2 separate regions of the Homo sapiens genome follow, and region 2 is linked to region 1. A link is an interaction called in ENCODE POLR2A ChIA-PET data of the cell type or tissue named here. Cell type or tissue: GM12878. All regions are shown on one strand. Each heading gives the region's core, and the rest is flanking DNA. Links, peaks and the distances in the headings are about the cores only.

Region 1 (15,845 bases), core at 6,134-10,133:
TGCATATTAATATAAAAAAGAAAAGAAGAGGCTATTCCTTTTTTTTTTTTTTGAGACAGAGTCTTGCTGTCACCCAGGCTGCAGTGCAGTGGCACCATCTCGGCTCACTGCAAACTCTGCCTCCCAGGTTCACGCCATTCTCCTGCCTCAGCCTCCCGAGTAGCTGGGACTACAGGTGCCCACCACCATGCCCGGCTAATTTGTTTTGTATTTTTAGTAGAGATGGGGTTTCACCATGCTAGCCAGGATGGTCTCGATCTCCCGACCTCGTGATCTGCCCACCTCAGCCTCCCAAAGTGCTGGCATTACAGGCGTGAGCCACCGCGCCTGGCCAATATGTTCCATTTTTATGAATCCCTAGCAACATGTAATATGGTAACTAATAAACCTGTGACTCCCTAGATAATATTTAAATATGTAGATGTCATTTCAAAGCATAAATTCAACTGGCCATAAATCCCTGTCCATTTTTTTGGTTTCGTTTTGTGTTTTAGAAGGGCAGACTCTTTGATTTTAATTTATATTTTATCTTTTCTTACGATAAAGTAATCCACATCCCCTAGAAAACTTAGAAACATTTCCAGATTTTAACCTCCTGACCTCTCCATTCTGATGGCCTCTGTTTTACGAAGCTTCTCTTCCCAAGTTTCATTCAACTCAGCAATGATCTTCTCTGATTCCTAAGGAAGGAAGCGCACAGTTAAAGAGGCAAAGAGTCTTATAATTTAACATACCATGCTAGAAAAGCAAGAAGCAAATCATGCCCTTTGAGGATACAGGCCAGAATTAAATGTAAAGAGATTTTTCTTTTATTAATACATAAGATAAGAATCATAAAGATTAGACCTAAAACTAAATCAACCCCAAACAAATAAATCCTCCAAGTCTTTTTTTTTTTTGAGACGGAGTCTTCCTTTGTCACCAGGCTGCAGTGGCGCGATCTCAGATCACTGCAACCTCACCTCTGGGGATCAAGTGATTCTCCTGCCTCAGCCTCCCGAGCAGCTGGGACTACAGGCACGTGCCACCACGCCCAGTTAATTTTTGTATTTTTAGTAGAGACGGGGTTTCACCATGTTGGCCAGGATGGTCTCAAGCTCTTGACCTCGTGATCCACGTGGGCATGGTGGCAGGCGCCTGTAATCCCAGCTACTCAGGAGGCTGAGGAAGGAGAATGGCATGAACCCGGGAGGCAGAGCTTGCAGCGAGCCGAGATCGCGCCACTGCACTGCAGCCTGAGCAACAGAGCAAAACTCCATCTCAAAAAAAGAAAAAAAAGAATAAAGTTCCCAAACGTATTTACTGCTTTTGTTTCACTACAATTTCGCCATAACACACTAACCTCCTGAACACAACCCAGCAGTCAACATAGAAAGGTTTACTATTAAATCGCATCTGAAGACACACACTGAAGTGACAATTTACCAATCACTTGCTGAGTGTTTACACTTATATAAATATAAGAACCTAATGCATACAGGGTTTAAAACCCAGATAACGGGTTGATAGGGGCAGCAAACCACCATGGCACATGTATTCCTATGTAACAAGCCTACACATTCTGCACATGCATCCTGGAACGTAAAGTAAAATTAAAAAAATAAATTAATTAAATTAAATTTAATTTAATTTAAAAAGAACGAAAACATGTTTCCTGCTCTCAAGGAGGTTACTGTATACCAGAGAGAGAGAGAGAGAAGTAAGTGATGATTTATTCATTCAATACTTATATACAACCCCATTACATATCAAGCCTTCTTCAAGGCACCTATGGATATGTCAGAGAACAAAATCTCTGCCTTCATAAGATTTACATTGTAGTAAGGAGACTGATATAATCCTATTATTTATTTTGTTTGTTTGTTTGTTTGTCTGTTTGAGACAGAGTCTCATTCTGTCATCCAGGCTAGCGTACAGTGGTGCGATCTCGGCTCACTGCAACTTCCACCTCCCAGGTTCAAGCGATTCTCCTGTCCCAGCCTCCTGAGTAGCTGGCACTGCAGGTGCACACCACTATGTCCGGCAAGTTTTTGTATTTTTAGTAGATATGAGGTTTCACCATATTGGTCAGGCTGGTCTTGAACTCCTGACCTCAGGTGATCGGCCCGCTTCAGCCTCCCAAAGTGCTGGGATTACAGGTGTGAGCCACCGTGCCCCGCCATGATATAATCCATTTTAATCAATAAGTACACAGTATGTCAGATAGTGGCAAGTGCTCCAGACAAAAATAAAGCAACAAGAGGAAAGAACACATGGGGAAGGGTAGGTGAGGGAGCAATCTAAAGTGAGGTTGTCAGGACAGGCCTCACAGACTCAGTGATATGTGAGCAGAGATCAAAGAAGAGCAGAAGCTGCCATGTGGGTATGCTGAGAGTGGGAAAGTACCTGGAGTTTTCTAGGAATAATGTGTTGCTAGAGCAGCATGTCTGAGGACTGAGAACGAATACAGTAGGAGATAAGAGAACAGTGTACTAAGAGCTAGAACTGGAGTATTCACAGGTCTCTGTAACATGGGTGAATCAAGGCTGAGTGAGGCCCAGACAGAGAAATGAAGGACAAGTAGCAATTAGGCAAAGAATGGAAGGAAAAGGAGTACAAAAAAGGGGGACGAGCACATGCCAAAACAGGTGAAAATGCTGGTCATGGAGATGAAGTAAGAAAGTCAGATGATGATAATGAAATATAGTAATGATGCTAGTAGTGATTAACAAGGAAAAGTGTTATAGTTCATCAAACACTTCAATGTATGATTCATATGATAACAGGTTACTAACGAAGCCTGTGACCCCAAAACGTAAATATCTACACAGAAAGGACTTGTGAGTAATAAACCTTAAGTTGTCTAGTGTTTGACTTTCTGGATCTCTTGGACTTCCAGAATATTACATGACTGGATGTCACCTCAAAACAAAAAACATACCAAAGGCAAGGCAAGGGAACACGTGAAAAAAGCAAGAGTAAAGATTCAAAGCAGCAGCTGCAAAAGCAAAGTAGTATATGAGTTTGGTGGAACAAATAGGAGGGTATGATTTAAAATAAAATTTAAAAAAAAGAGAAAGATGAAGAACAACAACAACCAGCAAAGGTAGGCAAAGAGCAAAACAGATTAAAGAAGGAACCTGGGCATCAGTAAGGCAGCCATGTAGGAGGTACTTTTTCAGAAAAGAGTTATACTTACAAGGTGGAAGAAGCTAGAACAAGTCTGCAGTTGGGGGTGGCAAGTGACAAAAACCACCTGAAATGGCTCTCATTAGGCTTCAGAACACACACAGAGGCTCAAAGGCTAAAACAGCTACCTGAATGGCATCTCTACACAGTCCTCAGCAGAAATGATTACCATGCAGTGCACATGCCGCCCCACAAATGGAGAACAAAAGTGTCATACTAGAGGGCCAGCGAGCAAGACAAATCCACACAATTCCCTAAGGAGTGAGAAGGCCAAGAACCAAGTTTTCAATAGTTTATCTATAAAGCACCACAAAAGTTATTCAACAACCACTAAGAGTGGTGTTAAACGCTTCTGCATAAGTGAGCTATGACTGCACCACTACACTCCAGCCTGAGCAACACAGTGAGCCCCTCTTTAAAAAAAGAAAATGCTTTTGCATATGACTGCTTTTTTCCTTTTTTTTCTTTTCCTCCCAGCCCCACCCTGCATATGATTTTAAATAGGCAAATACAAGACAAGCTGATGATATAACCTACATAATTTTAAGGTCTATTAAAGATAGCTGGGTAGAAATCTATACAATCTTCTCAAAGTGAAAACCTTCAACAGACAGGACAACAGGATGCACCCGACCTAAACAAGGCATCTTGACTAGTACTTATTATAGTACTAACCACAATAAACCACTGTTGATTATGGAATACAAACTGACATATGAGATATTTTAAAAATATTTCTTCCTAGTTGATTACCTTCAGAAAAAGGTTATTTCAGAGCAGAGGATTATCTAGTCATATTAAAGCCATCCTATTTTGGGGCAACTGTAGAACTCACTCTAAGAAAGCAAAATTACTGTCTAGGAATCCTCTTACCATTTTGCAGCCAACTCTAATATGACTTATCTAATTTTACTTACCAACTGAAGGGTAAATCAGAACATGATCTCTTTGCAGAAAAGAGATTTAATGAGTAAGGTACAACTTTTATTTTTATTACAGTTTTCAGCTGCAATTTTTAGGTTGTCTAGAAAGCTATTTTTAAAAACTTTGGGGGAAACTTAGAGAAAATAATAACTGTGAGTCACATTAGCACAACTTCAGGGCTGAAAAAAGCCTGCAAAATCGTTTATTCTGGAACCATTCACGAGATAAGAAAACTGGACCAGAGACAAGAGTTCAAGATCAGCTGGCTCACATGGTGAAACCCCATCTCTACTAAAAATACGAAAATTAGCCGGGCACAGTGGCACGCACCTGTAGTCCCAGTTACTTGGGAGGCTGAAGCAGGAGATTCGCTTGAACCTGGAAGGCAGAGGTTGCACTGAGCCAAGATGGTGCCACTGTGTTCCAACAGACCAGAGAAGCTAAGTGAGCCCACACTACTCACTGAGACAGGTCTAGAGCTATTTGCTGACTCACTGTTCTTTCTTCAAATAAAACAGGATCAATAGGCTTTCAAGTAAATGTTCTATGAAACAGTTCACCCTAAGTTAAGAAAAAGTGAAGGATATTCTGTTCAAGCCTGAGTAGCAAACTTAGTATAAATAGGGAAGCCAAGTGCAAAACAGCATTCAGTCTCAGGAGCATCAACTCATTCTGCTGGCAGGCAGGCATGCTGGTGTCCAGGGCTTCCCATACCCCACTCTAGGGGCCTAATGTAAGATGAACTTGAAATGTGGATTCATGGTTCAGAAATGAGGGGTTGAGGAGATAAATCTTTAATCCTCCTCCCTTTCTTTGAAAAAAAAAAAATTCCAAAAAACAGAGGGACACCAGGAACTCTTCTTTAAGCTCCGAGGAATGCCAGGCTCAGGTGTCATTCACTCTTTGGTCTCACGTCATATCTGTCTGCATCTCTAGTTATTTGTATAGCACTGGTTAATAAATTATGTTCATATAGCTAAACAATTTAATCTCTTCTTGATGATGATTCAGTTAAGGAAACACAGAAATCACCAGGACAAGTCAGAAATATTTCCATGAAAAACACTTACTACACAGAACATTTGTTGAAGCCATTGAATCACCAAGGTTTTACTGTACTGAACATAGCATGCTTCCTAAGTGGGTTCCAAATGTGGCCCTTGGGCTGCTTAGCACAGCATTTGCCCTTGCCTGCTTCTGTAATGGATATTTGTGGATATTTATAGGCTAAGCCTAAGCAACGGCACTCACAGTACTGACTGTGATGCCAGACTAATAAACACGAGAGCTGTGGCTACAGCTGCATGTTTAAAACCTTATTTGACAGGAAGACCTGGCATGGTGGCTCATGCTTGTAATCCCAGCACTTTGGGAGGCCGAGGCAGGCAGATCACCTGTAGTCAGAAGTTTGAGACCAGCCTGGCCAACATGGCGAAACCCCGTCTCTACTAAAAATACAAAAATTAGCCAGATGTGGTGGTACATGCCTGTAATCCCAGCTTCTCAGAAGGCTGAGGCAGGAGAGTTGCTTGAACCTGGGAGGCGGAGGTTGCAGTGAGCCGAGATCGCGTCACTGCACTCCAGCCTGGGCAACAGAGCAAGACTCTGTCTCAAAAAAAAAAAACATCTTTACAATGGTGTGACATGAGTACCTAACATATGGAAAAAGGCTATTCAGTGAACAAAGCCACAGCAACATCATGTGTAAAAACAGTATCCAATCAACTGACCTTTTTTAAAGTCAAAAAGAAACAAAGGGAAATAAAATGTTAGGAAAATAAACTAACCTCCTCTATTGCTGTTTTCCATTATAATATTTTTCTCCTGCAGCACCATGCCTTAGGAACCCAGTTCCTAGATATTCTCAAGCATTTCTACTGCACAACCATTGCCCTGGCGCTACGGATGAAAGATGTTATCTGCGTGCAGCATTAAAATGCAGGTCTGCCCGAAAGAAATTCTCACCATTCACAAAATAAGAGCAGAACTAAGGTGCTTATGCTTCAGTGAACTACCACACTGCATTAAAAACTCAAGACAACACAAAACACTAAGGAAGCTGTTTTCTTTCTAGAATAAAACTAGGGAAAACAGAAGAGTTCTTTATTTTGGCGTAAGGAAGAATTAAAACAGAGAAATTTGTTTTCTGATTGAAGTAATACAGTTTTGTCTTGCTTTAGTGGGACATAGGGAAGTCGGAAGGAGAGTTCCCTGAATAATGACAGTGTTATTCCCTAGAAATTATTTGGAAGACACTGGGTTACCTGAATCTTGAAGAGTCTGGTTAATGTCTTGACTCCTAACATGTGACATTATTTTCAATTGGTCCCACTTGGCAGTTAGGGAGAAATTTCTCCTTTACATCAAGAGGAAGGTCAAAGGAAAGGGTAATCTCAAGTGTAAGAGCTAAGGCTTTAATAAGCAAATAGTTAAGACTTAAGATCCCCAAAGAAAAAGAACATTTTATATTAAGGACTCAGTAAGTGGGAGTTTTACTTCTCATTCCCAAGGAGCTCCCTATTTCTCACTCTGGCTCTGAAAAGAGCCCTGCAAAGCAACATGGTCACTGACGCCTATTGTGAGAAAATGTGTGAATGGAGTCTTACCACTCCTCTTCACTAAGGTCTTTAGTAAAATTTCAAAGTCAATTTTACCAACAGTAAAAGTTACCCTGCAGCCTACAACATTTAATGGAAAGATTTCTCACTCCTTCTCCCTTTGCTAGGTGTTGCAGAACTTCACTCACTTTCCACTTACATGTTCTGAAGGAAGAAACAAGCACATTATTTTTGTTTTTGTTTTTTTTTTGAGATGGAGTCTCACTCTGTTGCCCAGGCTGGAGGGCATTGGCGCAATCTTAGCTCACTGTAACCTCCGCCTCCTGGGTTCAAGGGATTCTCCTGCCTCAGCTTCCCGAGTGGCTGGGACTATAGATGCACGTCACCATGGCCGGCTAATTTTTCTATTTTTATTTATTTATTTTTTGAGACAGAGTCTCACTCTGCCGCCCAGACTGGAATGCAATGGCGCAATCTCCAGGCTGTGCAACCTCCGCCTCCCAAGTTCAAGTGATTCTTGTGCCTCACCCTCCAAGCAGCTGGGATTACAGGCGTGTGCCACCATGCTTGGCTAATTTTCTTATTTTTAGTTGAGATGGGGTTTCACCATGTTGGCCAGGCTGGTCTTGAACTCCTGACCTTAAGTGATCTGCCTGCCTCAGCCTCCCAAAGTGCTGGGATTACAGGCATGAGCCACTAAGCCCGGCTTAATTTTTTTGTATTTTTAGTAGAGATGGGGTTTCACTGTTGGCCAAGCGGGTCTTGAACTCCTGACCTCAGATGATCCGCCCACCTTGGCCTCCCAAAGTGCTGGAATTACAGGTGTGAGCTACCGTGCCCGGCCTTATTTTTGTTTCTAAAGCATGTTTTTTTGAGATAGAGTCTTGCTCTGTCACTCAGGCTGGAGTGCAGCAGTACAATCACAGCTCACTGCAGCCTTAAACTCCTGAGCTAAAATGATCCTCCTGCCTCAGCCTCCCAAAGTACTGGGTTTACAGGTGTGAGCCACCATGCCCGGCCCACACTGTACTTTTGAAGTAAGTAAAATGTCAAGGGAAAAGGTAGGCTGATTAAGAAAGAAAAAGCAGAACCTCTTTCTTCATATAAAATCTTTTTCAGCCTCACATGAAAATTAAAATGAAAGCATCTGACATATTCAATTATCAAGCTTAATTCACTTTAGTGTTAAAGAGTTTTTCGGCAAGCCTTTTACCTATTAAATGTGTCAATGTGTCACTGTTCTCTATCGTCCTTGCATGAATGGCAGTCAAGGGGAATACCAAGTGACTGTGAAGAAGACTGCTGGCTGGCAGCATGACTGCAACTTCTCAGACTCTTAAAAAGTGTTTTTTGTCCTCCCTGTGTCCCCTACCCTAGCACTCTTGAACACAATGGCTAAAAGGTATGGGTCAAACTATCTTCCTGGAGGTGACAAGTAGGGAAAGAAAAAATATTTGCTTCAAAGCAGATGATGCTGTCACAGTCATCTGATGGGTGGCAGGATTCCTGAACAGCTTTCAGCACTGCAGGTGACAACTGTCTGTGCACTGAATTAATTGAGGAGGAAGAGAAGCAGCTATGAGTCAGAAGGCTCTGCTGCTCTTAACTTTCATATTCATACAAAGAGATAAGATCGAACCTGACAGAGCCAGCAAGGGGCTGGGAAATACCTCCAACAGCAAAGCTGGGAGCCATAGGCCAGTAATCTGCATACATGCAGCACTATGGCCCTGTGACCCCATGGGTACCAGCATAGGAGGAGATAACCTTCCTGTACAGTAATCATAGGGCATCAAGGCTTTCTGTGAACTTCTAGAAGATATAATTTAATAACTATCTGAATAAACCTGGAACAGCTACTCAAATGTTCTAACTTTATCTTTTTTTTTTTTTTTTTTTTTTTTTGAGACGGAGTCTCACTGTGTCCCCCAGGCTGGAATGCAGTGGCACGATCTCGGCTCACTGCAAGCTCCGCCTCCTGGGTTCATGCCATTCTCCTGCCTCAGCCTCAGGAGTAGCTGGGACTACAGGTGCCCGCCACCACGCCCGGCTAATTTTTTGTATTTTTAGTAGAGACAGGGTCTCACCGTGTTAGCCAGGATGGTCTTGATCTCCTGACCTCGTGATCCACCCCGCCTCGGCCTCCCAAAGTGCTGGGATTACAGGCGTGAGCCACTGCACCCGGCCCAAACTTCATCTTTATTAACAGAAGCATGGCTCTACACAGAATTCCATCTTTCAATGAAACCACGTTTCCAAATAAATTTCTAACAAAACAATTACACTGTAACTTGATGTACTATCCCAGAATTAACGTACACATCTATTAATCTGTTACTCTGCCTTGCCAGCCTATGAACTGCCCATGCACTTCTCCCAACTCTGCCTGGCCATGTCAGACTCAGGCATTCTAATGAAAAGAAATTAACTTACAAAGCACAAAATTCAATTTTCAGGACACTTCTAAGAGTCAAAGAGTTCTCCATATGCTGAGTCGAAATCTTAGTGATTTTTACTCCTAGTTCTTCCTTGTGGAGCTACATAGAATACCTTGTATTCAGTCTGAACTATTACTTACCTTTAAACGTTCAATAGCTTCCTCTCCTCCAGGTGTAGACATGATCCTCTCTTGAATACTGGTCACAGACGTCAAGCCCACCTGACTACTGAGTGAGCAGGAAGATGGGGATGAAGTGAGGGACCCCATGGATGCTGTGGAAAAATGGCCAGGGCGTTGATTCTCAGAGGCTAGCAAGTATCTATGCTTATTGTTCTGAAAATCTTTCAGATCTGGGAGATAGAAAGAAGAGAAGGCAGGAAAAGTAGGGAAAAGGGAAAGAAGCAGAGGAAGAAAAAAAGACAGGAAGGAATATCGTTGTAAGAAAGGACAGCATTAAAGCGCCAAGACCAAGACACGCTATAATACAAACACAGGTTACAACTGTTCTAGATGGCAGTTCTAAAACATGTCTGTCTTTAATAGTGGTATCCTACAGGTTCAGAATCATTTCTGCATTTACAAACTAAAAGATTCCAATGTAGGTTAACGCTGTATCTCGCAGGGGGATAAACCAGAGCCTCAAAGGATACTGCTTAGGCACTCTCCCTAAAAAAGCCAAACTACCTTCCATTTAGTCTTTCTAGTGTTCCTAGTCTACAATGTCTTCAGATTTACACTTTTCCAGTAGTTTGTAACAGTAAGGGAAAACAATGATCATTTATTTATCAATAATAATCCATATTGGTCTGGCTCAGTGTTACGTGTAATTCAGCAAAAATTTCCAAGAAAATGTTACAGTTAAAACAAAATTTGTGCACTGAGTAGTATGCTTTGTATGGCAACATTTCAACATGCTAAAAGGATTTTTAATATGTCTTAAATAAAAAAGGGGTAATTATAGAAATGAGAGGAATTTTGTATAAGTCCTGGTTAAAAACTCAGGACTAATTGATTGCCTCAACAGGGAAGAACAATTAGCAGATTAATGAGTTTTAGTGCAGGTTCCATTCTTCTGTCAGAGCAAGCAAAAAATAAGGCTGATTATTTGCTAATTTAAGGCCCTTAATTAGCCTAACAGTACAACCATGGGTCACTGCTAAGCCTGCTTCCTAGTATAAAATGCAAGTTTTAGGAACATACTTCCATTTACTAAGTCTTTAATAGAACTGTTAATTTTGCTTTTACACTCAGTATTGGTAAAAGAAAAAAAAATTAAGCCACAAACAACAAAATTAATTAATTTGCTGTTTGTACTTTCTTTCATTACTTTCTTTCATTAGTCATCCTTTGCAAAAAGATACCAAAGGTAAATCTTAAGTATTGGTGCAATCCAACTTTAAAATTAGCTTATTTTTAAACCTGAGAAACTAAAATTCATATCAAAACTAAGTCAGTTTTCCTCAAAGGAGATGAGTCAATACACATAGCTGGAAAAAAATACTATTAGTTCTCCCTGGGCTTACTCATCTCTACTATTTAATTAAAGCCAGTTTTTTAACTCCCTTAAAGCCAGTGGTTGCTTCAAGACAGTTTGAAAACCACCATCTGCAAATACAGAACATAGGGCAACAAGCAAAGAGGCATCTTTTAAAAGGGGGATAGGGATTAGAGCAAAAAATTAGCCATTGGGAGAAAAGACCAGGATGGACAGAGTTTAGGTCCAATGGTCACATGCAAGCCCTAAAAGGAATAAAGAGAAATAGATCAAAATGGAAACTGAGAAGGAGTCAGGGCTGCTTTCCCTCAGGAATACAGAATTAAAACTTAGTCATGCATGGTCTTTCAGGAAATGCCGCAGCTGCTAAGAAAAGAGGTAGGCAACAAGCTGGCAGCAGCAACACCTTGAGCACAAAAGCAAAAAGAAGAAGGCACCTTTTCCACACCAGTATCGTTGAGCTTTGGAAATCTCAGACAGAGCTGTTGCAGTCCAAGAGTCACTTCTGTATCAGGACATTATAGTGCCTTTAAGCCCTAACCTCATAACCACAGCCAGGGCTATGTTTGGTTTCTCCTATGCATTTTCTCACTGTCTGCCAAGCCTCATTACATGCCTTACTGTAGAAATAAGCAACTCAGGTGGCTGGGCTTGATGGCTCACACCTGTAATGCCAGCACTTTGGGAGGCCAAGGCAGGAGGATCACGAGGTCAAGAGATTGAGACCATCCTGGCTAACATGATGAAACCCCATCTCTATTAAAAATATAAAAATAAGCTGGGCGTGGTGGTGCGCACCTATAGTCCCAGCTACTCGGGAGGCTGAGGCAGGAGAAATCGCTTGAACCCAGGCAGCGGAAGTTGCAGTGAGCCGAGATTCCGCCACTGAACTCCAGCCTAGCGACAAAGCAAGACTCCATCTCAAAAAAGAAAAGAAAAAAGAAAAAAAAAGAAATAACTCAGTACAAATCTAAAAATTAGCCCCAAAATCAAGACATTTTTCTTCTAAGATAACAATTTCTTGATGAATTACCTTAAAAGGGTAAGAAATAATTTCCTCACCAACTTAAGATATATGTGGAGAGAATAATGAGGTTCATGTGACTCTTTAAAAATGTTTGAGTCATTTTAGACACCTAAGTTATTTTAATTTGTGACTTATGAAAAGAGGAATGGTTGGGTGTGGTGGCTGACATCTATAATCCTAGCACTTTGGAAGGCCGAGGCAGGAGGACTGCTTGAGGTCAGGGGTTCCAGACCAGCCTGGGAAACACAGCGAGACCCCTCACCTCTACAAATAAAAAATTAAAAAATTAGCCAGGTGTGGCAGCGAACAACTGTAGTCTCAGATACTCAGGAGGCTGAGCTGGAAAGATCACTTGAGCCCAAGAGTTCAAGGTTACAGTGGGCCACGATCATGTCATTACACTCCAGCTTGGGTGACAAGAGTGAGACTGTCTAAAAAAAAAAAAAAAAAAAAAAAAAAAGGAAAAAACGTTTATCTAATCATTCCGAGGCCCAAGTTATGGAGAAAAGCAACTTAGCACAAGCACTCATGAGTCTTAGCCCAACATCTACAGAGCTCTTAAATCATAGATAGTTTTGCTGACTAAAAATGATTATTGGTAAAAGGAACATAATAAAATATTTTCAGAGCCATTAACAGAATTAAAAGGGACAATATATTCAAGGTGCCTAGAATAGGGCCTGGCATATTATGCAAAATCAGTAAGTGTCAGTTGCTATCATCTATGATTTTTGGATTTAATTGAATCACAATGGGAAAAACTGAAGAGTAGAAGCAGCAAGAGATTCTTAAGCCTTTCAACTTCACTCAAGCCACAAACTGAAATTCAGCAAAGATTAGTTTGCTAAATGAAGAAGGGCAAAAATAGGATCATTTCTGATTCTATACTATGCTCTGTCTGGGATTTCCCTGTAAGGATTGCCAGCATGCAAAGCTTATTTTAAGGCTGATCCAGCAGAGGCAGATTAGCAAGTCAGAGTACTGGAAATAACCAATATGTGAAATACACACATTTGCTTCCACTTCCAGAGTAATCATCGATCAATGGATCAACTGAAGGTAAGCAGGAGGGAAAATACGAGAAGGGTCAAAGTTCAGGTTCAGCAGTGACACAGAGAGGGAACAGAGCAGTTTTTGGCATTTGGGGAGATGGAAAAGTTAATACTTAGAATACGGTATCATTTTTACAAACGGTATTCATCTAAACTCGGACTCTAATCAATAAGAAGAATTAAACTAGAAGAGGCCTTGAAAATCTTATTAGAACTTCAAGGAATATAAGTTTAACTTTACACTAAAAAAAAATGCTTTACTAAACTAACCCATATTCTACCATATTCTATTCCTATATGAATCCATTTTACTCACTTAAGAGAACTTCTGAATAAGCCACTGGATAGGCACATCACGGAGATTTTTTAAGATAAATTTTAATACAACATTGTAAAACAATACTCTCTGGAAGTGTAGTTCTTGAACTTCATAGGAATTGAACTTTTCCCCTTCATATGTTCATAGGCAGCACGGGGCACTCCAGCATTTTACAGGAGGAGGGGGCCATTCAAAGGTGAATCTTATCTGAAGGTAGGCTTGAATGGTGCGTTTCTTATATTACTGCCACGACACTAATCCAGAGCAACCCATGAAACAAAACTCAAAATTTCAAATAACATTTCTATGAAGTAATTAATTGCTCAGTGATAACAGGTTTAACGTTCCAAATAAACTTCATTGCTGATCTAAAACAGAATTCTAACAAAAATACTAGTGACATATTTGCGATTTAAAACTAATTTCCTGAGTTCAAATGGATAGTCTGGTACACATTACATAAAGGAATCTAGAGATCATTTCCATTGGGTTTTTTAAGGAAAAAGAAAACAAAACAAAACAAAACATTTTCACTACCATTTAGCTTCATCATGCTCCTTAACTTGAAGTTTATTTTAAATATAAGAACGCTGAATAAGAACCCTGAAGAAGAAAGGATTAGATTTTGTAACGATCCTTAATTCACTTACTATCAATAATATCTCCCAGGCCCTGAGCACGAAGAAGGTCCTTCAGCCGTGTCACCTCCTCCTTTAATTCACGAACCAGTTTGGCATTGGGGTCCTCATTGATAACAGCATTGCATTTAATTTGTTTTGCACGATCTGCATATCTAGATCCAAAAAGAAAATTTGTTCTTGTCATTTCTCATATGTTCTACTTCTCATAAGTAACATACTATTATCTCTAAATCAAATATCCTGAGTGTTTACATTTTATGAGCCTTGATAATAATACATTTGTATAAAGCTTTATAGTACCTATTAAAGATGAAGAAAAAGGCTCAGATGAATTTAAGTGATTTGCCCAAGATCACAATGGAAATAACAGCGAGAGGACTTAAACCCAACTTATGAGACTGTATAGTGTTTATTCCATTACATCAAGTGTCTTTCATGGAAGAAGGGTAGAGAGTTCCAGACTAAAGTAATGAAACCTACTCATACATAAAAAAATACAGGCCTCGGGAGGCAGCTCACACCTGTAATCCCAACACTTTAGGAGGCCAAGTGGGGAGGATCACTTGAGGCCAGGAATTTGAAACCAGCCTGAGTAACCTAACAAGACCCCCCATCTCTACAAGAAATTTTTAAAAATTAGCCAGGCCTAGTGGCATGCACCTATAGTTTTAGCTACTTGAGAGGCTGAAGTAGGAGAATCACACGAGCCCAGGTGTCTGAGGCTGCAGCGAGCTACAATCTTGCCACTGCACTCCAGCTTGGGCCACATAGCAAGACTCAAAAACAAAAACTAACAAACAAAAAAAACTTTTTATGAACATTCTGTTGGTAATTGTTTTTTTCTTTTTTTTTTTTTAAGAGACAGAGTCTCACTACGTTGCCTGGGCTGGCCTCAAACTCCTGTGCTCAAGTGATCCTCCTGCCTCAGCTTTCCAAGTAGCTAGGACTACAGGTGCACACCACTGCACCTGGCTATGTTGGTAATTTTTTAATATTGCTACATATTCCTATAATTTTATTACTTATTATGACTTCAGAATTTATTTTTTTTTTTTTTTGAGATGGAGTCTCGCTCTGTCTCCAGGCTGGAGTGCAGTGGCGCCATCTCGGCTCACTGCAACCTCCGCCTCCCAGGTTCAAGCAATTCTCCTGCCTCAGCCTCCTGAGTAGCTAGGATTACAGGTGCATGGCACCACGCCCGACTCATTTTTGTATTTTTAGTAGAGATGGGGTTTCATCATGTTGGCCAGGCTGGTCTCAAACTCCTGACCTCAAGTGATCCGCCCACCTCGGCCACCCAAAGTGCTGGGATTACAGGTGGGGGCCACTGCGCCTGGCCGACTTCAGCATTTCTATAACGACAAACACTACAAGAAGGGGGACACTTCTTTTTATAGAAATGAATAAGAAAATGTCACTATTACCTAAAAGTTACCCAAAAATCTCACTTGAGCAATTTAAAAATCTTTCCTATGAAAAAGCTCCTGCCTTATCTAGGTATCCATGAGGGATAAAAAAATAAAAAGTTCATATCTTTCCCAGTGAAACTGAAAACCATAAAGAGGTAAATTCTATTATAATACAAATCACTTTTTCCCTAAGTTTTCCCTGTTATGAGAGGAAAGGAACATTATTTACATAAATAACTACCCAGATAGCATAAAAACATCCATGGTATCACAAAATGGCTTCTGATGGCAATGTGGTCTATGTTGTTACTGAGATCAAAAGAAAGTACCTCAGAGTGCTCAAAGTCTCATCGTAGTTGATATCCGCGGGGCTCAGAGCAGCAACCATTGCAGTCCGAGAATTGCCACCTAAAAAGATTAATCATGAGTATCAAATCACACTCATTTTAGAAGAAAAATTTTATGGAATGTGTCAAATCTGATATTGTAATCTCAGATCCTAAGATTTAATGTAATGTCAAATTTCTTTCTTTTATTTTTTTTTTGAGAGGGAGTCTCACTCTTTCACCCAGGTGGGCGGATCACCAGAGGTCAGGAGTTCGAGACCAGCCTGGCCAACATGGCAAAACCCTGTCTCTACTAAAAGTACAAAAAAATTAGCTGGGCAAGGTGGTGTGTGTCTGTAATCCCAGCTACTCGGGAGGCTGAGGCAGGAGAACTGCTTGAACCCAGGAGGCGGAGGCTGCAGTGAGCCAAGATTGCACCACCGCACTCCAGCCTGGGCAACAGCACGAACTCCATCTCAAAAAAAA
Region 2 (15,845 bases), core at 6,009-10,008, 700 kb before region 1:
AATAAATAAATAAATAAAAATAAAATAACGATTTTTTTTAAAGCAGATTGGTCATTTTATTTTATTTATTTATTTTTCTGAGACAGGGTCTCCCTCTGTCACCCAGGCTGGAGTGCAGCGGTGTGATCACAGCTCACTGTAGCTTTGACCTTTCCGGGCTCAGGTTATCCTCCCACTTCAGCCTCCCAGGTAGCTGAAACTACAGGTGTACACCACCATACCTGGCTAATTTTTGTAATTTTTGTAGCGACAGGGTTTTCCCAGGCTGGTCTTCCTGTTTTCAACAGGTTTTCCTGTTGCCCAGGCTGGTCTGGAACACGTGGGCTCAAGAGATCCACCTGCCTTGGCCTCCCAAAGTGCTGGGATTACAGGCGTGAGCCACCACACCTGGCCTATTTTTTTTTTTTTTTTTGAAACAGACGCTCGTTCTGTCACACAGGCTGGAATGCAGTGGCACAGTCTCGGCTCACTGCAACCTCCACCTCCTAGGTTCAAGTGATTCTCATGCCTCAGCCTCCCGAGTAGTTGGGACCACAATAGTCCCCCCACAACACCCAGCTAATTTTTGTATTCTTTTTTCTTTTGAGATGGAGTCTGGCTCCCGTGGTGCAGGCTGGAGTGCAGTGGCGCGATCTCAGCTCACCGTAACCTCCACCACTTGGGTTCAAGTGATTCTCCTTCCTCAGCTTCCTGAGTAGCTGGGATTACAGGCGTGCGCCACCACGCCCGGCTAATTTTTGTATTTTTTAGTAGAGACGAGGTTTCACCTTGTTGGCCAGGCTGGTCTCGAACTCCTGACCTCAGGTGATCCACCCGCCTCAGCCTCCCAAAGTGCTAGCATTACAGGTGTGAGCCACTGCGCCTGGCCTAATTTTTGTATTTTTAGTAGAGACAGGGTTTCACCATGTTGGCCAGGCTGGTCTCAAACTCCTGACCTCAGGTGATCTGCCTGCCTCGGCCTCTCAAAGTGCTATCTATTTTTTAATGGAAAAGTTCACCAATCCTGGCGCCAGGTGATTGCTTCTAACTGCTGCAGTGTATGGGATAGTGTATAGTACGACTCTACCATAGTTTACTTGCTGGTTCCCCTGAAGATTGTCCCTGTGCTCAGTTATTCTAGGCACTGAGGATACAGCAAAGGAGCCGAGAAAAGTCCTTTCCCTCTGGGAGCTTATAGTGGCCGGTGCTGGGTTCAGATCCCTTATTCAGCATAGACTCCATTCCCAGCACTTGATGTCAATGGTTGTTTGAATCCTCACAATAATTTTATAACATTGTCTCCATTTTTCAGGTAAGGAAACCAGCTCAGAAGCGCCAGGATGGGCTTTGAGATCCACCCCAGACTGGCTATGGCACCTGGGCTCTTAGCTCCTTGCTCTCCTGCCTGTCTGCACAGCTTGGCCAATCCTCCACCTGTCTCATTCCCACCTTCCTAATTTTTGCCTTTCTGATGAGTGTAAAATGCTCTCTCATAACGCCATCTTTGTTTGCATTTCTCCGATATCTCCCGAGTTTGAATATTTCTGGAATCTGAGCTCTTAACTGTTGATTTGCTTCTTTAAATCAAACTAGTATGTTTTCTAAACAAGGTGAAAAAACATTTTAACAAAGAAGTTTGCAGACATTTCCATACGTGCCTCCCTCTGCTGCAACTTGAGGCACATGTTCTAGAAAAGAGACACATAGGTCTTGGTGTAACTTGCCTCATCCAGACCACGTGGGGCCAAGTTCAAGTCACCCACCAGACTTGAGACTTCTCCCAAATCACTGACAGCTCTAGGGCTCTATTTCCTCCTCTGTAAAATGGGGGTAGTAAGAGTATGGACCTCATATCATAGGATTATGGGGACAATTAAAGTGCTTGGTTCAGTCAGACCCTGGCAGCAGCCACAGCAGCTCTCCTCTTCTCTGGCTCTCCTTGCCATCTCCTTTTCTTTTCCTTCCCCTCCCCTCCCCTCCCCACGAAGTCTCACTCTGTTGCACAGGCTGGAGTCCAGTGGTGCAATCTTGGCTCACTGCAACCTCAGCCTCCCAGGTTCAACTGATTCTTATGCCTCAGACTCCTGAGTAGCTGAGATTACAAACATGTTCCACCACATCAGGCTAATTTTTGTATTTTTAGTAGAGATGGGGTTTCGCCATGTTGTCCAGGCTGGTCTCAAACTCCTGACCTCAAGTGATCCACCCACCTCTGCCTCCCTTAAAGTGCTGGGATTACAGGCATGAGCCATTATGCCTGGCTTGGCTTGGCTTGGCTTTGCTTTCCTTCCTTCCTTCCTTCCTTCCTTCCTTCCTTCCTTCCTTCCTTCCTTCCTTCCTTCCTTCCTTTTCTTTCTTTGCTGTTGTTTTCAAGACATAGGCTCACTCTGTTGCTCAGACTGGAGTGCAGTGGTGTGAACATGGCTCACTGCAACCTCGATCTCCTGGACTCAAGCAATCCTCCCCTCTCAGCCTCCCAAGTTGCTGGGCCTACAGTTACATGCCACCATGCCAGACTAATTTTTTTTTTAAATTTTTTGTAGAGACCAGGTCTTGCCATATTGCCTGGGCTGGTCTCAAACTTCTGGGCTCAAGCAATCCTCCTGCCTTGGCCTCCCAAACCTGGGATTACAGACGTGAGCCACAGCACCTGGCTGCTATCTCCTTTTCATTTCTGAAAACATGGCCTCTGGTGTGGCTATCTCTGATGGTGTCATCAAGGTGTTCACTGACATGACAGTGGGCAAATCTTCGACGCCAGAGGAGGTGAAGAAGCGCAAGAAAATGGTGCTGCTCTTCTGCCTGAGTGAGGGTGAGAAGAACATCGCCCTGGAGGAGGGCGAGGAGACCCTGGTGGATGACATGGGCTGGACCGTTGACAACCCCTACACCACCTTTGCCAAGATGCTGCCAGACAAAGACTGCTGCTGTGTCCTCTGAGGTGACGCAACCTATGGGTCCAAGGAGAGCAAGGAGGACCTGGTATTTATCTTCTGGGCCCCTGAGTCTGTACCCCTTAAGGGCAAAATGATCTATGCCAGCTCTAAGGATGCCATCAAGAAGCTGACAGGGGCCGGACCTGGTGGCTCATGCCTGTAATCCCAGCACTTTGAGAGGCCAAGGCAGGTGGATCACTTGAGGTCAGGAGTTCAAGACCAGCCTGGCCAACATGGTGAAACCCCATCTGTACTAGAAATACAAAAACTAGCTGGGTGTGATGACACGTGCTGTAATCCTAGCTACTCGGGAGGCTGAGGCAGGAGAATCGCTTGAACCCAGGAGGCAGAGGTTGCAGTGAGCAGCAGAGATCACACCACTGCACTCCAGCCTGGGCAACAGAATGAGACTCCATCTCAAAAAAAAAAAAAAAACAAAAAAAAACAAAAAGAAGCTGACAGGGATCAAGCATGAACAAGCAAACTGCTACAAGAGGTCAAGGACCATGGCAGACCGGGCGAGAAGCTGGGAGCGGCGCTGTCATCTCCCTGGAGGGCACGCCTTGTGAGTCCCCTACAGCCCCATGCCTGGAACATCTGGCAGCCCCAGACCTGCCCTTGGGGGTTGCAGGCTGCCCCCTTCCTGCCAAACCTGAAGTGCTGGGGGGATCCCAGCATGGGGAAGGCAATGCCTTCCAAAGAGCCTGCCGCCCCAGGGCCTTCCCAGCACCTGGATTTTCTTCCTCCCTCCATTCCTGATGTTTCTGGCCTTCCCAAACCACTTTTTTTTTTATTTTAAATTTTGAGACAGAGTCTAACTCTGTTGCCCCGGCTGGAGTGCAGTGGTGCAATCACAGCTCACTGCAGCCTTGACCTCCCTGCCTCAAGCAATCCTCCCACCTCTGCCTCTGAAGTAGCTGAGACTACAGGTGCGTGTCACCACACCTGGCTAATTTTTATACTTTTTGTAGAGACAGGGTTTTTCTCTGTTGCCCGGGCTGGTCCAACTCCTGAGCTGAAGTGATCCTCCCACTTCAACCTCCCAATGTGCTGGGATTATAGACATGAGCCACTGCATCCAGCCCCAAACCAATTTTGATCTGTTTCCTCTTGGGTTGAAGCAGACTAAATTGTCCCCAGGTACCCCAGTTTGGGGGAGGGGCTGTATTTTTTTTTTAACAACACCGCTACTACCCGTGCTCCCAACTCCTAACCACAATAGTAACTTGATACTGGTCTGTGTATAAATGGAATGTTGTGAGATGGTCCCTCCCCTTGCTGGCTGGTCCCTCTCCCTTTTCCCCTGGTCATGGCCACTCATGGAAGTAGGACCAGTAAGGGACTGATATGGTTTGGCTGTGTCCCCACCCAAATCTCATCTTGAATTCCCATGTGTTGTGGGAGGGACCTGGTGGGAGGTAATTGAATCGTGGGGGCAGGTCTTCCCATGCTGTTCTCGTGATAGTAAGTCTCACGAGATCTGATGGTTTTAAAAAGGCGAGTTTCCCTGCAGTTTCCCTGCAGACAAGCTCTCTTCTCTTGTCTGCCACCATATGAGACATGCCTTTCACCTTCCACTGTGATTGTGAGGCCTCCCCAGCCATGTGGAACTGTAAGTCCATTAAACCTCTTTCTTTTGTAAGTTGCACGGTCTTGGGTATATCTTTATTAGCAGCCTGAAAGCGGACTAATACAGGGACTTTTGATAAAAAATTAAAGAGATAATAATAAAAATACAAAAATAATTTTATTTATTTATTTATCTATCTATTTTTGAGACAGAGTTTCACTCTTGTTGCCCAGGCTGGAATACAGTGGCATGATCTTGGCTTGCTGCAACCTCCACCTGCTGGGTTCAAGTGATTCTCCTGCCTCACCCTCCCAAGTAGCTGGGACTACAGGCACCTGCCACCACACCTGGCTAATTTTTTTTGGATTTTTAGTAGAGACGGGGTTTCACCATGTTGGCCAGGCTGGTCTCGAACTCCTAACCTCAGATGATCCACCCACCTCGGCCTCCCAAAATGCTGGGATTACAGGTGTAAGCCACTGCACCTGGCCATAAATAAGTTTTTTTTTTTTTATGTGCTTGGCACATCAAAAGTTCTCAGTCAATATTAGCTACCATTATTTACCCATCAGCACTCATGAGAAAGAGAAAAAGAATCATTACATGGTGATGTCAGAGAGCTTCCGTGTTTTCCAGAGGATCTCCCATGACCTATGAGTGATCTCAGTACAGGGGGACATTTTGCTAGACTACAGGATTTACAAGGCCCAGAAGTTTCTCTCGGGAGTGAAGTATGTGACTGTCACTCTGACTCCATCCAGGGTTTAGGAATCCCTGCTCTCTTGCAGCTGTCTGGTGAGAGTGAGCTAGTTGCATGTTCATAGATGGAGGCGGGGGTGCATACTGAGGCGCACGTTCCCCACTGTTCCAGATCTGCAGGCTCACGTACATTGTTGGGGGGCACAAAGGAGTCCTACTGCCACCCTCTAGTGTTCAGGGGTCCCCTTGGGTCTCACAGTTGCCCTGGGGTCCACATTTAGGGGCTTCAACAGAGGCAGAGGGAAGACCCAGACATGGTGGGAGCTGCCCAAGGAATGGGAGTAGAGAGAGGGCTGGAACTTCCTCTGCAAACACTGGTCCATCCCCTGGGTTTCCGTTTTGGGATGTGAGGTATCTTCATTCCCTTCACAATGCTCACTGCAACCTCCGCCTCCTGGGTTCGAGCGATTCTCCTGCCTCAGCCTCCCGAGTAGCTGGGATTACAGGCGTGTGCTACCATGCCCAGCTAATTTTTGTGTTTTTAATAGAGACGGGGTTTCACCATGTTGGCCAGGGTGGTCTGGAACTCCTGACCTCAGGTGATCCACCTGCCTCGGCCTCCTAAAATGCTGGGATTACAGGTGTGAGCCACCACGCCTGGCTGTAAGCACTTTTTTCTTTGACATCAAATGGCAGCAGGTTGGGTCAGTGCCTTAATTCAAAAGTACTGAGAAATATCTGGAGATATCTGGAGATCTCTGTAACAATTCTCGTGTGATAGGAAAATATCTGGAATTTCTGTTGGGGACAGAGTCATAAAGTCATAACAATGTGATGGCTTGTTGACTATGTTCATAATGGAAACGCTAAATTTCAAGTAGAAGTTATTGAAAATAAAGATGTAATTTCCACCCCCTCATCCAAGTTCAAGCACCCCATGAATTCTGTGCGTGTATCTTTGAGGGTGGACCCCAGGTAAGAACTTCTGCATGAGATGCTCAAGTCAAGCACTCAGCACCCTGCTGACTCAGAGGAGGCCAGCCCATTAATGGCAGTTCTTAGCAGCAGAAAAGTTGGCTGCTCTCCTTCCAGGGCAAGGATGGGCAAAGATTTGCATTCTGTTCAGGAGAGGGGAACTTCCCTTCTAGAATGGTTTAAATCTTTCCTTCCTCCCTTCTTTCCTTCCTTCCTTCCTTCCTTCCTTCCTTCCTTCCTTCCTCTCTCTCTCTCTCTCTTTCTCTCTCTCTCTCCCTCTCTGTCTCTTTCTCTCTTTCTCTCTTTACTTTTCTTTTTTTTGACGGGTCTCACTCTGTTGCTCAGGCTGGATTACAGTGGTTTGATCATGGCTCACTGTAGACTTAACCTCACAGGCTCAAGTGATCCTCCTGCCTCAGCTTCCCAAGTAGCTGGGACTACAGCCACCCTGCCCGTTTATTTATTGTTTATTGCTTTTTTGAGACAGGATCTTGCTCTGCTGCCCAGGCTGGAGTGCAGTGGTATGATCATGGCTCACTGCAGCCTCAACCTCCTGGGATCAAGTGATCCTCCTGCCTCAGCCACATCAGCCTCTCCAATAGCTGGGACCATAGGCAAGTACTACCATGCTTGGTTAGTTTTTTTTTTTTTTTTGTAGGGACAGAGGTCTCACTTTATCGCCCAGGCTGCTCTTGAACTACTAGGCTCAACAAATCCTGCTGCGATTACAGGTGTGAGCCATCGTGCCCGGCCTGAATCATGCTGCTTCTTTCTTTCTTTCTTTCTTTCTTTCTTTCTTTCTTTCTTTCTTTCTTTCTTTCTTTCTTTCTTTCTTTCTTCCTTCCTTCCTTCCTTCCTTCCTTCCTTCCTTCCTTCCTTTCTTTCTTTCTTTCTTTTCTTTCTTTCTCTTTCTTTCTTTCCTTTCTTTCTTTCTTTCTTTCTCTTTCTCTTTCTCTCTTTCTCTCTTTCTTTCTCTCTTTCTTTCTTTCTTTTTTTTCAGACAGGGTCTCTTGCTCTGTCGCCCAGGCTGGAGTGCAGTGGCACAATCTCGGCTCAATGCAACCTCCGCCTCCCTGGTTCAAGCGATTCTTGCACCTCAGCCTCCCAAGTAGCTGGAATTACAGGCGCCCGCCACCATGTCTGGCTAATTTTTGTGTTTTTAGTAGAGGTGGGGTTTCTCCATGTTGGCCAGGCTGGTCTCAAACTCCCGACCTCAGGTGATCCACCTGCTGTGGCCTCCCAAAGTGCTGGGATTACAGGCGTGAGCCACCGCGCCCGGTCTCATGATTCTAATAGAGCAAAAAAGACCGTGTTTCACCAACAGGCTGCATTGCCCATTCACCTTCTGCCTCTCAGGCAACCAAGTATCTAGTTATTTTGTGTGTTTGTAACTGACTGATCAGGAGGAACTTCAGCAAGCCTGGTAATAGTTTGGTTAAATGTTGGTTTCCTCCTCATAAAAGTGGTAAGTAATGGTGCCAGATCTCAGCAAGATGGACATCCTGAAAAGGCCTGGGAAGCTTGGCAGTTGGAATCAATATGTATATTTTTAGTAATCGTTAACCTCTAAGTATCAAAGGAGACCAGTGAGTGGGTCAGTGGTTTCTGCTTTTGAAAAACCAGCTCAGTGGGTATTTGCAAGAGAAGGAAGGTGTTAATAAGAAAACCATGGGGAAAACCGTGCTGGGGCTGACTTGGCCAATTCTCACGGCTTCCAACTATTGCATAAAAGCTACTCTTGACCGGGCGCGGTGGCTCACGCCTGTAATCCCAGCACTTTGGGAGGCTGAGACGGGTGGATCACGAGGTCAGGAGATCAAGACCATCCTGGCTAACACGGTGAAACACCGACTCTACTAAAAACACACACAAAAAAATGAGCCAGGCTTGATGACGCACGCCTGTGGTCCCAGCTACTCAGGAGGCTGAGGCAGGAGAATCACTTAAACCCGGGAGGCAGAGGTTGCAGTGAGCTGAGATTGCATCACTGCACTCCAGCCTGGGTGACAGAGCGAGACTGTCTCAAAAAAAAAAAAAAAAGAAAGCTATTTTGAAAATGTGATTTTCCCAAATGGAGAAATGAAATTTGAGCTCCACTGGAAAGACCCCAATGAAATTGCTTTCTCTAAAAATATCTAAGACGGGAGCCCCTACTGCGTGTGTGTGTGTGCGCGCGCATTTCTAGGAGTGTGTGGGGCATATGCTAAGAGTTTTGTATAGGGTTGTGTGTGTAGGTGGGTTTCAGGGTGTGTGTGTAGAGATGTCTGTGGCTATGTTTATAGGTGTGTGCGTGTGTGTGTAGGAGGAATGGGGTTTAGGGTATCAGATTAGGAAAGAAAACCTGTTTTTCAATTCCTGTTTCTTCTTCTCTTTTTAAGATTTAAACAACAGCTCCAGGGTGGTCCTTGCAGGTTCTCTGAGTGAGCTGTGTACCAGTGATGTTTGCCCTGGCTTTGGCGTTTCTGTTTGAGGCCTTATGAAGTGGGCCAGGGCATCTGGGCCTCCTCCAGGGCCCGTGAGGGTTTCACCAGCTGTGTGTTCTGATCCTGCCTGCTTCTGTTTGGTGTGATGAGGGCCTTTCACCTGAGCGTGAACAGATCCTGGTGACAACCAGCTTCCATGCACCACTCTGGGTCTCCACTTCCAACTCCATGTCTTCTTAGGCGGCTCATGATAAATCCCGAGCAATTTGGGATTAAAGGAAAAGTTGGTCAACAAAAAGATGAGTTAAAAAGAGAAACAGGGCTGGGTGTGGTGGCTCACGCTTGTAATCCCAGCACTTTGGGAGGCTGAGGCGGGTGGATCTCGAGGTCAGGAATTTAAGTTCAGCCTGGCCAAGATGGTGAAACCCCGCCTCTACTAAAAATACAAAAAATTAGCCAGGCGTGGTGGCAGGTGCCTGTAATCCCAGCTACTCGGGAGGATGAGGCAGAGAATTGCTTGAACCTGGGAGGTGGAGGTTGCAGTGAGCAGAGATCGTGCCACTGCACTCCAGCCTGGGTGACAGAGTGAAACTCCGTCTCAAAAAAAGAAAAGAAAAAGAGAAACAGGCTGGGTGCAGTGGCTCACACCTGTAATCTCAGCACTCTGGAAGCCTGAGGCAGGAGAATCACTTGAGCCTAGAAGTTTGAGACCAGCCTGGACAACGTAGTGGTATCTTTCGTACGGACCCCATCTCAGAGACCTCTGGTCTCTGTCTCTTGTTTGTTTGTTTTTTGAGATAGGGTCTTGCTCTGTCGCCCGGGCTGGAGTGCAGTGGTGTGATCTCAGCTCACTGCAACCTCTGCCTCCTGGGTTCAAGTGATTCTCGTGCCTCAACCTCCCGAGTAGCTAGAATGAGTGATATGCGCCATGATGCCTGGCTAATTTTTGTATTTTTAGTAGAGATGGGGTTTCACCATGTTGGCCAGGCTGGCCTCAAACTCCTGACCTCAAGTGATCTGCCCACCTCAGCCTCCCAATGTGCTGGGATTACAGGCGTGAGCCACCGTGGCTGTTCCCTCTGGTCTCTTTTGTCTCTAGAAAAAATTTAAAAATCATCCAAGCATGGTGGTGTGTGCCTGTATTCTCAGTTACTCAGGAGGCTGAAACAGGAGGATTGCTTGAACCCAGGAGGTCGAGGCTGCAGTGAACCGTGATTGCACCATTGCACTCATGCCTGGGTGACAGAGTAGGACCCTGTCTCAAAGAAAAAAAAAAAAGCCAAATCCCAGATATGTGGGAATGTGACCTTATTTAGAAATAGGGTCTTTGCTGATGCAATCAAGTTAAGTGAGGTCATACTGGATTAGGCTGGCCCTTAATCCAGTAATTAGAGTCTTTATAAGAAGAGGAAAATTGGGGCCGGGCGTGGTGGCTCAGGCCTGTAATCCCAGCACTTAGTGCCCCTGTACTCCAGCCCGGTGACAGAGTGAGACTCTCTCTCAAAAAAAAAAAAAAGAAAAAGAAAAATGTGGACAGAGACACCCAGGAAGAATACCATATGCTGGTGACGGAGGCAGAGATGGGAGTGATGCAGCTACAAGCCCAGGACACCCAGGACTGCCACCAGCCACTAGAAGCTAGGAAGAGGCAGGGAACGACCCTCCCCTGGGATCTTTAGAGAGATCGTGGCCCTGCTGACACCTGGATTTTGGACTTCTGGCCTCTAAACCTGGGAGATAATTAGTTTCTGGTTTTTTTTTTTTTTTTTGAGATGGAGTTTCGCTCATCACCCAGGCTAGAATGCAGTGGCGCCATCTTGGATCACTTGCAACCTCCGCCTCCTGGGTTCAAGCGATTCTCCTGCCTCAGCCTCCTGAGTAGCTGGGATTACAGGCGTGTGCCATCATGCCCGGCTAATTTTTGTAATTTTAGTAGAGATGGGGTTTCGCCATATTGGCCAGGCTGGTCTCGAACTCCTGACCTCAGGTGATCTGCCAACCTCAGCCTCCTAAAATGTTGGGATTACAGGCTCTCTTTCTCTCTCTCCCTCTCTGTCTCTCTTCCTGAGATACAATCTTGCTCTGTTGCCCAGGCTGGAGTGAGCCACTGTGCCTGGCTTCCTCGACTTTCAATAATGGCAAGTATTTGGGGCGGGGGGAGGAAGGGATAAACACAGATAAAATGGAATAGTTAAAATCAAGACTTTTTTTTTTTTTCACTTGCAAAGGGTATTAGGAACCATCTAGTCCTAAATCCTCATTTTGCAGGGATATTTGTTTGCAAGGGCTGCCACGACAGAGTACCACAGACTTGGGATTTACACACCAATTGATTTCTTCACAGTTCTAGAGGCTAGGAGTCTGAGATCAAGGTGCAGGCAGGGCTGGTTTCTCCGGAGCTGCCTCTCTGGCTCACAGCTGGCCATCTTCTCCCTGTGTCCTCACACCGTCATTCCTCCGTATGTGTCCGTGCCCTAATCTCCTCTTCCTTTTTTTTTTTTTTTTTGAGACGGAGTCTTATTGTATCGCCCAGGCTGGAGTGCAATGGCACGATCTCAGCTGTCTGCAATCTCTGCCTTCCAGGTTCAAGCGATTCTCCTGCCTCAGCCTCCAGAGTAGCTGGGATTACAGGTGCCCACCACCAAGCCCGGCTATTTTTTGTATTTTTGGTAGAGACAGGGTTTCACCATGTTGGCCAGGCTGGTCTCAAACTCCTGACCTGATGATCCACCCACCTCAGCCTCCCAAAGTGCTAGGATTACAGGCGTGAGTCACTGCGCCTGGTCTTTTTTTTTTTTTTTTTTTTTTTTTTTTTTTTTTTTTTTTTTTTTAGACGGAGTTTTGCTCTTGTCACCCAGGCTGCAGTACAATGGTACGATCTTGGCTCACTGCAACCTCCATCTCCCGGGTTCAAGCAATTCTCCTGCCTTAACTTCCCAAGTAGCTGGGATTACAGGCGTGCACCCCCACACCTGGCTAGTTTTGTATTTTTAGTAGAGATAAGGTTTCACCATGTTGGCCAGGCTGGTCTCGAAGTCCTGACATCAGGTGATCAGCCTGCCTCGCCCTCCCAAATCACTGGGATTATGGGCATGAGTGACTGTGCCCGGCCCCTTTTTTTTTTTTTTTTAGACAGGGTCTTGTTCTGTTGCCCAGGCTGGAGTGCAGTAGCACAATCAGGGCTCACTGCAGCCTCAACCTCCTGGGCTCAAGCAATCCTCTCACCTCAGCCTCCTGAGTAGCTAGGACCACAGGTGTGTGCCACCATGCCCAGCTAGTTTTTAAATTTTTTGTAGAGACAGGGTCTTGCCATGTTCCCCTGGCTTGTTTCGAACTCCTGACCTCAAACAATCTGCCCATCTCTGCATCCCAAAATGCTGGGGTTACAGGCATGAGCCACCATGCCTGGCCCCTCAGCTCCTTTTGAACTCTGCCAGGAGGGGCCTGGAGCAGGGTTCTGGGAAGCCCCATCAAGACAGCGTGACTGTTCCTCCGGTGAAGCTCAGTTTCTTAGCTTCTTTCCTTCCTTGGGCACAGAGACAGGCTTCTCCCGGGAGCGGAGAATGAGGGCCTGCACTCCAGCCTCAGTGGATCAATTCATCTTCAGCCTTCTGATCCGCAATCTTATTTTGAGCTCCCACGGCTGAAGCAATTCATCTCACCCATGCAGAGGGATGGGGAGAAGCTGAGAGTGTTGACACCCACCTGTGTTTTCTGGCACCTGAGTGACCCGAGACCTGCACTGGAGGGGAAGGGGAGGAGCCAACCTTTCGTTTAGTTGCTTGGAACTGCTTCAGATTAAATTCTCCCAGGGCAGGAGAGAGCTGCTGGGCCTGAGGATGTGGGGGTCCCCAGCACTTGCCTGGTAAGTGTCCCTTATTCAGGAATTGGGAGAAGCCAGTGGCATGCTTAGTGTGCCCACACTCCTTGAAGAAGCCAAATATCTTCCATCAGAATCAGAAGCCTTGCATCTAAGAGGGAAGGGGGCCAAATGGGTGAGGGGCCCAGATGCATGGATGCCTTGGGAAGGGCTGACTTTCTCAGGTGAGGTCCGGCCACAGTCTCTCCCACCTTTCTCATGCTCCTGTCATCCCTTGTTCTGGAATTCCAGTCCTCCCATCTTGGGAAGGATTTCCAGAAGATTGGGAGAAAACAGAACACGTCTTCCTTGTCCTAGAGGGTCCTTAAAACAAAACAAATTAGGGGTCAAGTTGACCAAGAGATGCTTGATTTCAAGGAGTTTTCAAATGATAGGAGTTGTGGTCGCTAGCTATTCGATTGTAAGGATTAGGAGAAAATTTCATTTTCCTTCCTTCCCTCCCTTCCTTCCTTCCCTCCCTGCCTTCCTTCCTTTCTCCTTCCTTCCTTCCCTTTCCTTTCTTTTCTCTTTCTCTCTCTCTCTCCCTCTCTGTCTCTCCTTCTTCCTGAGATAGAGTCTTGCTCTGTTGCCCAGGCTGGAGTGCAGTGGCAAGATCATAGTTCACTGTCATCTCTTAACTCCTGGGCTCAAGTGATCATCCCACTTTAGCCTCCTGAGTAGCTGGGACCATAGGCATGTGCCACCACACTTTGGTAATTTTTTAATTTTTTTGTAGAGACAGGGTCTTACTGTGTTGCCCAGGCTGGTCTTAAACTCCTGGGTTCAAGCCATCCTCCTGTCTCGGCCTCCCAAAGTATTGGGATTACGGGCATGACTCACTGCACTTGGCCAAAATCTCATTTTCCTTGGCAACAGAATTGCTACCTCTTTTCCCCATCTGAGATGCATTTTTAAGAGATACTTTAAAAAGCTCCTGAGAGTGGGAAGTGAAGCCTCCCAGGCCAGCTGGAATGTCACAATAGCTGGCTTGTGGCCTTTGGGCCGTGGACTGCAGGGCTTTTGTTGGGCGTTTTGTGAGGTTGAAGTCTGTAGACAATGAAGGCAGTGGAGAAGCTGAGTGGGGCTTTGTGGGGCTGGGCGAGCAAGGGGGAGGTCCGGGCCCTGTCCTGGGGACCCATTGCCTTCTCCTGGATGCCCCATGAGGGGGCTCAGCTTTGGGGGATGGAGCATCATGTCTCCCCCCAGACTGGGATGGGGCAGTTCTGGGTCTGAGAAGTGAGGGGGAAAAACCCAAACCCACATCTTTCTCCCGATTGATGCTCAAGGAGGAGAACAGGAGCAGGCATCAGACGGAGGGGAGAGCTGTCTACCCCCCACCTGCCACCGGGCCGATTCCAGACAGCATTCCCTGTGTAACAGCAGAGTCGGGGTCCCTGGCAAGGCCGGGACTCAGCACCAGAGTCAGCCACTTTCCTTTTCCCCAAGATTATTCTTCTGGTCCTGTCTCAGATTTACTCGCTCTGGGAGAACCTTCCTTCAAGACCAATTGCCCCAGCCAGGTTTTTGTTTTGCAAATTAATCAACTAATAATAGCGCCTCCCCGCTGCTGGGAGAGGAATTCCGCATTGGGCTCAGTGTCCAGGCAGCAGAGCCCAGGGCGGGTACCCGGCCGTCCATGGGAGAGGCTCGCCACAGGCGCTTCTGAATTCAGCGAATGAAGCGGGGCAGCGGGGCAGCCAGGCAGCCGCAAGCTCCTCCCAGCTCAAAGGCTGCAGGCTCAGCTTAGATTCCAGGCTGGGGAACCAGTCCTGTCATTCTTTGCCAACCCACTCTGGGGAGACTGTGGGCCCTGGCATTTGGCCTCCCTGGGCTGGGCCTGAGGCCCTGGCCCTCTGCCCACCCAGGAATCGAATGGCTCAACGAGGGCAGCCCTAGAAGGAAATGCAGCACCCATTCCTGCCTTTTCACATTGCTTTTTAAACTGTTAACTTTCTTTCTTTCTTTTTTTTGAGACGGAGTTTTGCTCTTGTTGCCCAGGCTGGAGCGCAATGGTGAGATCTCGGCTCACCACAACCTCCACCTCCCAGGTTCAAGCGATTTTCCTGCCTCAGCCTCCTGAGTAGCTGGGATTACAGGCATGCGCCACCGCACCTGGCTAATTTCGTATTTTTAGTAGAGATAGGGTTTCACCATGTTGGCTAGGCTGCTCTCAAACCCCTGACCTCAAGTGATCCGCCCGCCTCCGCTTCCCAAAGTGCTGGGATTACAGGCGTGAGCCACTGCACCCGTCCAATAGTAGTTTCTTTCTTTTCATTGCAGTTCAGTATTCCATTGTAGGAGTAGACCACAATGGGTCCATTCTACCACTGCTGGGCGCTGGGGTGGTTTCCAGGTTACAGGAAATAATAGCACTGCTGTCAACAGTCTTGCACGTGTCCTCTGATGCCCTTGTGCTTGCCTTGCAGTTGGAGAGGAAGCGCTGGGTCGAAGGGTGGAGGAATGTTCAGTCTTAGTAGATTCTACCAGTTCCCAAGAGTGGTTGAACCAACCTCACTCCCGCCAGGAGGCAGGAGCTTTCTCAATGCTCCACATTCTGCCAATCTCTCCCTGTCATTCTTTCTTTCCAGCTTCTGGCTTCAGGATTATTTCCTGAACTCCTCTAAGGAAAGCTTCTTTGTGGGAAGTTTAGGTTCTTGCCTGCAGTCATTTTAAATAGTTGGAGTCTCAGCTGCCCGAAGAGTCTTTTAAAATGTGAGATCCTTGCCCTGGGTGCGGTGGCCCACACCTGTAATCCCAGCATTTTGAGAGGCTGAGGTGGGCGAATAACTTGAAGCCAGGAGCTCAAGACCAGCCATGGCCAACATGGTGAAACCCCCGACTCTACTAAAAATACAAAAATTAGCCAGGCGTGGTGGCACACGCCTGTAATCCTAGCTACTCAGGAGGCTGAGGCACGAGAATCACTTAAATCTGAGAAGCAGAGATTGCAGTGAGCCGAGACTGTGCCACTGCACTCCAGCCTGGGTGACAGAGTGAGATACTCAGTCTCAAAAAAGAAAAAAAAAGTGAGATCCTCTTCCTTCCCTGCTTAGAGTTCTCCAGGGCTTCCCACAATTTTTTATGGTAAAACCCCAGCCTGCACCCCTGGCCATGGCTCCTGCCTGCCCCTCTCCTTTTTGCCCACCAGCGGCCCCTCTGTCACTGGCTCTAGTTCCACTGACCTTCTTTTGAGTCCTTAAACACAAACACACCAAACTCATTTCCGACTGTTTGCTGTGCACTGACTATTTCCTCTGCTGAGGAATGCCCTTCCCCAGGTCTTTGCATGGGACTCTTTCTTTTTTTTTGAGACAGGGTCTCGCTTTGTTACCCAGGCTGGAGTGCAGTGGGACAATCATTGCTCATTGCAACCTAGACCTCCCAGGCTCAAGCAATCCTCCCAC

Evidence for each region. ChIA-PET counts read pairs that join two places held together with the same protein. Peaks named below come from ENCODE experiments on the same cell type or tissue, not always from the same donor. Only the 100,000 strongest peaks of a DNase experiment are listed, where the experiment ranks them.
Region 2: POLR2A ChIA-PET joins it to region 1 with 8 read pairs; 1 of 35 experiments calls an interaction of 5 or more read pairs at or near these places.

What each region holds. Positions count from the first base shown.
Region 1 is chr1:10,275,917-10,291,761 of GRCh38, reverse strand. KIF1B (kinesin family member 1B) reads right to left here. Exons shown (of 49, transcript NM_001365951.3): 12 at 15,363-15,441; 13 at 13,634-13,776; 14 at 12,624-12,665; 15 at 9,229-9,440; 16 at 601-680. Among named protein-coding and RNA genes, the nearest start is that of KIF1B, 73 kb to the right of the region's middle. RefSeq lists an enhancer at 8,400-8,449 and a silencer at 12,405-12,605. In GM12878, for the core only: no CTCF peak of the experiment used is centred there; a DNase peak (open chromatin) is centred at 8,111; H3K27ac peaks cover 1,338 bases.
Region 2 is chr1:10,978,614-10,994,458 of GRCh38, reverse strand. It overlaps CIROZ (ciliated left-right organizer protein containing ZP-N domains), which reads left to right and starts at 12,383. Exons shown (of 13, transcript NM_001170754.2): 1 at 12,383-12,447. The coding sequence starts at 12,422. It also overlaps the pseudogene CFL1P6. In GM12878, for the core only: no CTCF peak of the experiment used is centred there; DNase peaks (open chromatin) are centred at 7,718 and 8,458; H3K4me3 peaks cover 697 bases; H3K27ac peaks cover 3,156 bases.